Regions from separate parts of the Homo sapiens genome. Here region 1 is linked to region 2. Evidence: chromatin contacts called from ENCODE Hi-C or POLR2A ChIA-PET data. All regions are on one chromosome and are shown on one strand. Each heading gives the region's core, a stretch centred on a gene start or an enhancer-like site at or near the end of the contact. The rest is flanking DNA. Distances are from core to core; before and after follow the strand shown.

What was found. Hi-C counts contacts between places; a loop is a spot of excess contacts on that map. ChIA-PET counts read pairs that join two places held with the same protein, here RNA polymerase II (POLR2A). Pooled maps may share reads with other maps.
Region 1: a loop to region 2 is called in a map of endothelial cell of umbilical vein, with 5 times the contacts of the local background. The contact joins the enhancer-like site here to the promoter of MLLT1 in region 2. A Hi-C loop is called at or near these places in 68 of 168 maps with a recorded cell type or tissue (DLD1, GM11168, IMR-90 and 37 more), 9 of 37 single-sample maps with no recorded cell type and 36 of 50 pooled maps. POLR2A ChIA-PET finds 5 or more read pairs at or near these places in 10 of 52 experiments (AG04450, Caco-2, H1 and 7 more).

The regions. Positions count from the first base shown.
Region 1 is chr19:6,237,351-6,242,072 of GRCh38, forward strand. All of the region lies in intron 3 of MLLT1 (MLLT1 super elongation complex subunit), which reads right to left. Among named protein-coding and RNA genes, the nearest start is that of MLLT1, 40 kb to the right of the region's middle. RefSeq lists an enhancer at 2,500-3,001. Within about 2 kb of position 1,326, at least 20 of the 41 ENCODE cell types and tissues checked have a DNase peak (open chromatin) inside an H3K27ac peak, as active enhancers do; they include adrenal gland, ascending aorta, endothelial cell of umbilical vein and 12 more, where a contact is called at or near this core.
Region 2 is chr19:6,277,061-6,281,672 of GRCh38, forward strand. It overlaps MLLT1 (MLLT1 super elongation complex subunit), which reads right to left and starts at 2,915. Exons shown (of 12, transcript NM_005934.4): 1 at 2,713-2,915. The coding sequence starts at 2,724. RefSeq lists enhancers at 1-34, 2,003-2,082 and a silencer at 2,883-3,312.

The DNA of each region.
Region 1 (4,722 bases), core at 76-2,575, 41 kb before region 2:
GCTCCTGCCGACCCTGGCTGTCTCCTGGCCATCTCTGCCCCGCCAAGCTTGTCCAGCGGCTGCTCAGCATTCCCCTCTGAGGCCCCAGGGTTCACAGACACATGCTGGGCTTAAAAAAACATTTTGGCCAGGCGCGGTGGCTCACGCCTGTAATCCCATCACTTTGGGAGGCCGAGGCAGGTGGATCACAAGGTCAGGAGATCGAGACCATCCTGGCTAACACAGTGAAACCCCATCTCTACTAAAAATACAAAAAAAAAAAAAAAAAATTAGCTGGGCGTGGTGGCGGACGCCTGTAGTCCCAGCTACTCGGGAGGCTGAGGCAGGAGAATGGCATGAACCCAGGAGGCGGAGCTTGCAATGATGGAGATTGAGCCACTCCAGCCTGGGCGACTAAGTGAGACTCTTGTCTCAAAAAAAAAAAAAAAAAAAGATGCTTAAGAGACGAAGCAATCAAGAGAAATGCTTGGGCCTGGCACAATGGCTCATGCCTGCAATCCCGGCACTTTGGGAGGCTGAAGTGGGAGGATCGCTTTGAGGTCGGAAGTTTGAGTCCAGCCTCATGCACACAGTGAGATCTCATCTCTACAAAAAAAATTTTTTTTAATTAGCTGAGTGTAGTAGTGCACCTGTAGCACCAGCTACTCAGGAGGCTGAGGCAGAAGGATCCCTTAAGCCCAGGAGTTCGAGGTTGCAATGAGCTATGATCAGGCCACTGCATGCAACCTAGGCAAGAGTGAGACCCTGACTTAAAGAGGGAAAGACAGAGAGAAGCTCCAACCTTACTTGAATCCTGACATGAACACGTTAATTTTAAAAGACGTATGTCCACACACACAGAGCTTCCCTCAGTTTTTGCAGGGAACTAGCTGCAGGCTCTAGAGAGCTGACTGTGTGTGTGAGAGATGATAGGGGAAACTGATGGTATTGGGCATGTGATAATGTTAAAGAATTACTAATTTACCAATTTCTAGCCAGAATGATATTGTGGTTAGGGTTTTTGTTTTAAGAATCTTATCTTACAGGCACAGCAGGAAATATTAGCAGATTAGTAGACGTGATGTCTAGGACCTGATTCAAAACAACCCTTGCGGGGAGAGAGGAGAAAGCACCCCATGCAGGCTGGCGGCTGTGGGAGCCGGAGGTGGGGGGCGGCTGCTCTGCCATTCTCTCTGCTTCTGTGTATGCTTTTTACGTCATCTATATTAGAAAGGAGAATTAAATAGATAAGCTTGGCTTGGCCCCCAGCCTGCCTCACAGCTCTCAATTTGAATTCAACACCACCTGTGTCCCTTCCACCCTGCCCCTGTCCTGGAGCTGGGAAGACAGTGGGGAACCAGGCAAGTCCCCGCCATGGAGCCCAGATGGAGCCCTCCGCCAGGGCCTTCTCCAGCCAGCAGCAAACACCTTCTCCGCCAGGGCCTTCTCCGGCCAGCAGCAAACGCCTTCTCCACCAGGGCCTTCTCCGGCCAGCAGCCAAACGCCTCCTCCGCCAGGGCCTTCTCCGGCCAGCAGCAAACGCCTTGCTCTGCTTCAGGCGGCTACCTTGGAACTAGGCAGCGAGCCCTGTGGGGCTGGGTGTGGGGCCACAGGCCTTACCCCGCCACGCCTTAGTCAGTCCACACCAACACTCCAGGAGGGCATCACTCTCTCACCAGCTGCTAGGAGAGGAAGCTCAGGTTTCGTGGCATCTGGCCATTTACCGAAGCCTCACAGAACCAGTAAGTGCCAAACCCACTAGTCCACACATGAAAAGCCTCTCGCGTCCACAGAGCCCTGCCCCTCCTCTGGACACAGCTGTAAGGCACTAGGCTCTCGCGTTCACCGGTCCACGGCATACTGGAATGGGGCTGACACACAGTCCGGCAAGAAAGCAAGGGAAGACAGAAATGTGGAAAAAAGACGCCCAAGAGGCAAACAACCTCATCCCTGAAATCCCACGTCCAGGATGCGATCCGACCGAAATACCCACAGAGTATAAACCAACGTACGAGGGGTCACCGAGGCACCCCTGCAGAGGGAGACCCGGAGATGCCAAATGTCCCCCCTAGTCAGATAAATGACAGCTGACACAAATGCCAGGGAACACGACATGGACCCTGGCCAGAACCAGGCACAGCGGCCTGTGCTGACGCCGGAGGGCCACGGGCAGGGAGTTCAGAGGTGTGAGTCACACTCACGCCCACACATGCACACACGCATGCGTACACACACCCACACTTACCCACATGCACACCTGTGTACTCACACATGCACATGCACACACCCACCCACACACCCATGTACACACACTCATACACGTCCATACTCATCCCTCACCTACCTGTGTACAAACACACACACAAACACACCCGTGTACACACACACCCCCACACTCATACACTCAGACTTACACACACACCTATGTACATATACACACCCACTCACATCCACACACCTGTACACATACACACTCACATGCACACTCAGACTCACGCACACAGAGAACTGTTTTGGCAGGACAAACATTGCTTATCATGGAGAGGATTTCAATTCCTTGTAATCTGCATATATCACCTTGGCTTTGTCATCAAAAGAAAAACTTTTTTTTTTTTAAGGCTTAGGTAAAACAGCACCATGTGGGCTGAAAACCTCTGACCAGGAGTCAGAGGACTCCTGGATGCTGAAGCGGCTCAGCACTGGCTCACTGTGTGACCCTGGACGGGCTGCTGCACCTCTCTGAGCCTCAGAGAGAGGCAGGAATCAAACAGGAAAGAGGCAGAAAGGCCACCGGTGCCTCTGGCTGGGAGGACAGTGTGGGCAGCATTAGCCCAGGCCCCTTCACGCCTGCCTGACCGCTCAGCCTGGGAGGCCAGGGAGACCCCAGAGGCCCCGCCCCCTCCCACACATGTGCTCAGGGCCTGCAGCCCCATGTGAAACAGCGAAAGCCAGCCACCTACAGGCCTGCCTGGAAGAGGCTGGCCCTGGTCAGGGGAGGCGGGGGAGTTTTCTTCTTGTACCCCTGAACTTCAAACTCCACTGTGGAGCACGCTGCCGCCACTGGAAGGAGCTCGACAGACACAGCAGGTGACGCAGAGGGCGGGCTCCAAGCGGAGCTGGCACCCGGCGCAGGTGACGTTGCCCATCTGTGCTCAGCGTCCTCACCTGTGAAGTGGGAAAGGCAGAACCCACCCCATATACAGGCACTCAAGTGCTACTCCTCATCACACGCTGGCCCAGAGACCCCCGGGATACACCGTTGGGAGAAGAAAGCAAACCACGAGACTGAGAGCACCACGGAACCCTACAGCTCTCAGATTCAAAAGCGCTGTGGGGGTGATGTCAGACGCACAGGGAGAGACTGGACCCCACACTCAGCTACGAACCTCCCGAGACAGCAGGAGAATTCAGGGGCAGAGGGAAGGAAAAGGGAGGAGCTCCAGTTCCTACCCTGCGTCCTTCTGTGCTTCGCATTTCCGATAACCAGAATCAATTCCTGCATCGATGAGCAATTAGAAACCAAAAGGAGGAGGCAGAAATGCAGACACCACATTTTAAAATGCTCTCCATGGAAACAGACGTTTTTAGACTTAAAGTTTGGCTTCTATTAACTGGAAGCCAAACTTAATGATTTCTCCTCAGTCTGACACCAGAAAAGGCAGAAAGCAGCCAGCAACGTAAACACCTGTAAAATGGCAGTTTGAAATCTGGACCATAACAAATGAAGACAGGAGGAGGTATCCCCAAGATGAGCCCATGAAAGTCACCGGCCCAATGCTGCCAGGCTGAGAGCAGCTGAGCTGAGACCTGCGAGTGGTCAGTCCCGGGGCCTCCTGCCTCCCTCATGCCCAGTATGAGGACAGCCTCTCTCTACCCTGAACTGAGGCCGCCGGAACCCACAGCTCCTAGACCCCCGCCCCATCCCGAGAGCCCGTGTCCCCCAAGCCACTGCCAGGCAGAGTCCAGCTGGAGGCAGGGTCCATTCAGGGCTCCAGGGCGCCAGGCCCCTAGCACCCCCGCTGGACAGCACCTTCCCTGCTCTGGGAGCCACAGGGCAGATGCCTTCGTCCTGTACAGGAGGCACAAACAGTCGGAAAGATGGCCTCAGAGAAGCCAGGAAAGAATTTTATCAGGTACATGCCGAGATAGGAAATTGGGGAACATAATGGGCGCTTTCAATGCCCAGCCAATTCTTCCAGCCCCTTCTCTAGGGACCCAGGAGAAGGCATTCTGGGCCTCTGGGCCGTCCCACCGTCCCAGCCTTGGAGGTCCTGGGGTGGCCGTGGCGGGCGCAGGGTTGCGCAGCACCTCCTCTCTCCCTGCAGCGATGGGCACCTTCGTTCTTTCCTTGTGCTTCTCTGCCCGGCTCCAGACCCGCCCTCTAGGAAACACAGATGCATCTGGGGACCCACTTCAGGGAACAGAAGGATGCTCTGGGGAAAGACAGACTGCGCCACAGCTGGCACGCATCCATGCGGCTTGTCACAACGCGGCAGCTCGGCCCTGCCCTGGGTCCCCGCACACAATGTGGCTTCTGTTCTGGCTCCCTCGGCAATCCACCAGCCAAGGCCTCCCCCTCGGCCACATCAACCGGCCGATTGTCCCTGGCGGAGCGCTCTATGGGCTCACCAGAGGGGCTGCCCGCCTCCTGAACTCTGCAAGGCCCTGGGAGCCTGGGAGCCAGGGAGGGAGTTGCTTGCAGAAGCGTTGCTCCGCTTCTGCGCCAGCAGGTCAGGGGCAAGG
Region 2 (4,612 bases), core at 1,665-4,164:
GCTAGTGGGAGCGGAAGCCCGGGTTCTGCTCGATTCAAAGCATTTTCCCTGTGCCAAGAGTCCCGCAGGGACACTGACCACCAACTCACCTACTTGAGTAAAAGATACCATTCTCTCCTGTTTCCCCAGGGGCCTCCGGCTCTGTGAGGAAGGGACAGAACCCTTGGGCCTCTCTCAAATTTGCATGAAAGCTTTGCTGGGGAAGCTAGAATCAGACTTTGGGTCCAAACACACTTCCCTCCAGGAGCAGCTTCCCTTGCAAACACTTCTGCAAGGAGGGAGACCATCACCATCGACGGAACTTTCTGCGATGATGGAAATGCATCTGCATTGCCCGACAGGGTGGTCAGTAGCTCAGTAGCTCAGTAATGGTGGTTACTGAGTGCTTAAAATGTGGCTGGTGCGATGGAGGAACTGAAGTTGTCATTCGAGTTAGTTTAAATGTAAATCAGCCACAGATGCTGGTGACTGTGGTACCGGGCAGTGCAAAGCCAGCTCTCTCCCACACCTGTCCACCTGAGTGAGACCTTTATCTCCCTCTGTCGCAGACCAGGAATGCCACCCATTTCCACCATCCCACTTACATAAGTGACAGCCACCCAGACCTCCAGGGTTCCACACATCACAAGGGGAACAGACACGCTTCGGCCTAGGACATCTCCCCCAGGGACTAAGGAAGGAGGAAAGGGGCCATACCCTATGCCTCTGTGTGCCCAGCGGGACTTGCCTGGAGGTGGGCTTCATTGAAAGTGGACACTAAAGGTATATTTCATTTGGGTTTTTAACTCAATACAGATTGGAAGCAACAAGCTCTGTCCCTTCAACGGAAATCAACTCACACCACGCCGTGGAAATCCACCAATCAACTGCTGCAAACTCTTCCTTACCTCTTAAGAAGAAGGCAGCAACACCCAAACCAGATGGGAAGCCATGGGAACTGGGTGCCAGAAGCATGAGACACCTGTCTCCATGACCCTGTGCCACAGGCGCCGAGATGGGCAGGAGGGAGGATTCTTGCCCCCCACCCATGAAACCACACAGACAGTGCCACTTCAGTGGCGCCAGCAGCCAGGGACGCCCCAACCTGCCCTCTCTAACGGCGGAGATTTTGGCTGCCACCCCCACAGCCCCACAACACCTTTCCTGGCCTGGTGCCCCTGAAAGCCAGGGCAGCAGAGGAGGAGGAAGAAATGATCCCATGTTGGGGGCCAGCAATGCTTCTGGGCTTGAGGAAGAGGGGTAGGGGCTTGGGTATTGGAGAAGAGGCAGCGCAGAGTTGGGTAAAGGGGGTGCCAGGGTGCAGGAAGGCCTCGTGTTTATGAGAACCAACACAGACCAATGGGGAGGGGCCGTCCAGAGCGTTTAGGGAGGTTGGGGAACCCACCCACCCACCCTGGGTTTCAACTGAGGCTCTAAGATCCTGGGGGAAAAAAACAGAAAATGAGGTGGAAGGAGGGAGAGGGTAGTGGCTGAAAGAGACATCAGGACTCATCAGGCTGATGGGCGTTAGATGAAGTGGGAGATCCTGAAGGCAAAGGTTGTACAGGAGACTGCAGGACTGTGACGTGACCAACCAGCCTGGGAGGGAGATCTGGACTGGGGTCAAGTGTGGGGAAGCCTAAATCAGGATCCCAGGGGCGGAGAGGGCCCAAGCTGAGGGGAACAGCAGGCCATCAGTGACTCAAAGGTCTGGGGAATCCAGGTCAGAGAAGAAACTGCTCCTGGTCCTGGTCTCAGAGCAGAGGGTCTGAAGGTGAAAGAGACAGCCCCGCCGGGTCCGAGGGAGAGTGACCAGGGCCTGAAACTAGAAGGGGGCTGAGGCGGCAGGGTGGGTCAAAGAAAGAAGTCTGAAAAAGCAAGTACAAAGAGAGGGGACACTCCAAACAGGCCTGAGTCCCTGCAGCAGAAGACCGAAGGCCAGGGTCCTAGGGAGTCAGAGGAGCTCAGGCCAGGGCTGGGGTTGGGAGAGAAAGGGATGCCCTGGCTGCAGCCGGGGCAGGATCAGACGGGAGAGAAGGCTCAGGTCCAGGTAGGGGATGGGTGGAGATAAAGCTTAGGCTGGGCCGGGGTTCAAGGAAGAGAGACGCCGCAGAGCAGGGTCCCAGGGGGCCGGGGACGCCTCATATCTGAGCTGAGGTTGAAGGGAAGACAGACAGCAGGTTGGGGACTCTGGGAGTTTGAGGCGACTCGGGGACAAGGGTCCAGACAGGAAAGGAGACAGTGACTGGCCCTGGACCTAGAGACGGAAAGGTCTACTGGGCAGATCCGAGGGGCCCCGGGAGGGGTCTGAACAGGGCCCAGATCCCAGGAAGTGCCTGGAAGGAGCTCTGGGCCAGGCTGAAGTCCCGAGAGCTGTCTTGAGGTCCCTAAGCCGGGCTGGGGTCCCCAGGGGCGTCCCAGGTGGATGCAGGTCGGACTGGCGTTCCGAGGGGTCTCCCGGGGGTCTCCGAGCCAGGCTGGGGGGTCACCAGGGGCGTCCCAAGGGGCTCCGGGCCCGGCCCGGGTCCCGAAGGGTGTCCGAGGCGCCCTGGCCGGGGTCGCGGATGGGGGAGGGGCGCCCCCGCCCCACATAAAGGCCCGAGGAGCGGCGGGCGCGCACAAAGCGGGCGGGCGGGCGCGGAGCGGGGAGGCCGGGACCGGGGAGGGCCGGGCGGGCCGGCGGGCGGGAGGGGGCCGGGCGGGCTGCGCAGGGGCGGCGCGGCCGCTCCTCACCTGATTGTCCATGGCTGGCGCCCCGCCCCGCCCCCGGGCCCCGCGTCGCTCGCCGCCGCCGCCGCCGCCGCCGCCGCTCAACGCCGCCCCGCCGCCCTCATTGTCTGTCAAGCGCCGCCGCCGCCGCCGCCGCCGCCGATCCCGGCCGCCCGCTCGCCCGCCAGCCCCGCGGAACCGGAAACCACCGCCAGCCCGGGTCGCGCACCGATCACGGGCCCCCGCCGCCGACTAGGGCCCGCCGCATCGACTGACAGCCACCTGGGCCAATCGACGGCGCGGACGGCCGCTTGTGGCGCGGGACTTCCTGCCTGGCGGGGGCCTGCCGGGCTGCGGCCGGAGGGACGAAGCCCGCAGCCAATGGGAGGCCGGGACCGGAGGGGCGGGAGGAGGGAGGGAGGGAGGCGCGAGGCGAGCCTGGCGGAGGGGAGCGCGAGGTGTGCGCCGCACGTGGAGGGGGGCGGGGGCGGGACGGGCGCGCGGCGCCTGCGCGCTGCGGCCCGCAGGGGGCGCTGCCTCGTGGCTGGAGCCTCCAGGGCGGGAGCGTCCCGGGGGCTGGAACTGAGGTTACGGGTTCGAGCCCTGTGGAGGGATCCCCCAGCCCCCCCGGTAGGGACACTTTTGTTTCCTGACCTCATGATGCTGCTATGTAATGGAACGAGCCCTGGGCTCTGGAACTGGAGATTAATTTTCTTTTCTTTTTTTTTTTTATGAGACACGTCTCGCTCTGTGGCCTAGGCTAGAGTGTACTAGCACGATCTCAGCTCACTGCAACCTCCACCTCCCAGGTTCAAGAGATTCTACTGCCTCAGCCTCCCGAGTAGCTGGGATTACAGGAGCTCGCCATTATGCCCAGCTAATTTTTGTATTTTTAGTAGAGACGGGGTTTTGCCATGTTGGCCAGGCTGGTCTCGAACTCCTGACCTCAAGTGATCCGCCTGCCTCAACCTCCCAAAGTGGAGATTAATTTTCTAATCTTGCATAATCCTTGGCAAACCTGGTCAGCCCCTTCTTCACCTTTCCCTGAGTCTCAGTTTGTGCATCTGTGAAATAGGTTGAAGAACAGTACTGTGTGATTCTTCATGCTAATTTGAATGATACAAATTTGAAATCGTGCTACATTCAAATGACCCAAGAGAGTCACATGTTTTCAGTTAGACACGAAGAATAAGTTCTGGCGATCCATCACACAGCAAGGTGACTACATAATAATGTAATTTTATATTTTAAAATTGCTAAAAGCGGCCAGATGCGGTGGCTCACGCCTGTAATCCCAACACTTTGGGAGGCTGAGGGGGGCGGATCACCTGAGGTCAGAAGTTCAAGACCAGCCTGGCCAACATGGTGAAATCCCATCTCTACTAAAAAAATACAAAAATTAGCCGGGCGTGGTGGTGTGTGCCTGTAATTCTAGCTACTCAGGAGGCTGAGGCAGGAGAATCGCCTGAACCAGGGAGGCAGAGGTTGCAGTGAGATGAGATCATGCCACTGCACTCCAGCCTGAGTGACAGAGCAAGACTCTGTCTCAAAAAAGAGAAAAAAAAGAAAAAAAATGCTAAAAGTGGATTTTGAATGTTCTCACCATAAATAATTGATAAGTATATGTGGTGATGGATATGTCAATTAGCCTGATTTGTTTATTCCATAATGTATACATGTACCAAAGCATCAAGGTGTACCCCATACATATATACAGTTATTATTTGTCAATAAAGATTTTTTTTTTGAGATGAGGTCTCTGCTGGAGTGCAGTGGCACAATCGTGGCGCACTGTAACCTAGACCTCCTGGGTTCAAACAATTCTCCCACCTCAGCCTCTCAAGCAACTAGGACTGACTGCAGGCTCATGTCACCACGCCCGGCTAGTTTGGTTATTTATTTATTTATAGAAAGAGCGATCTCA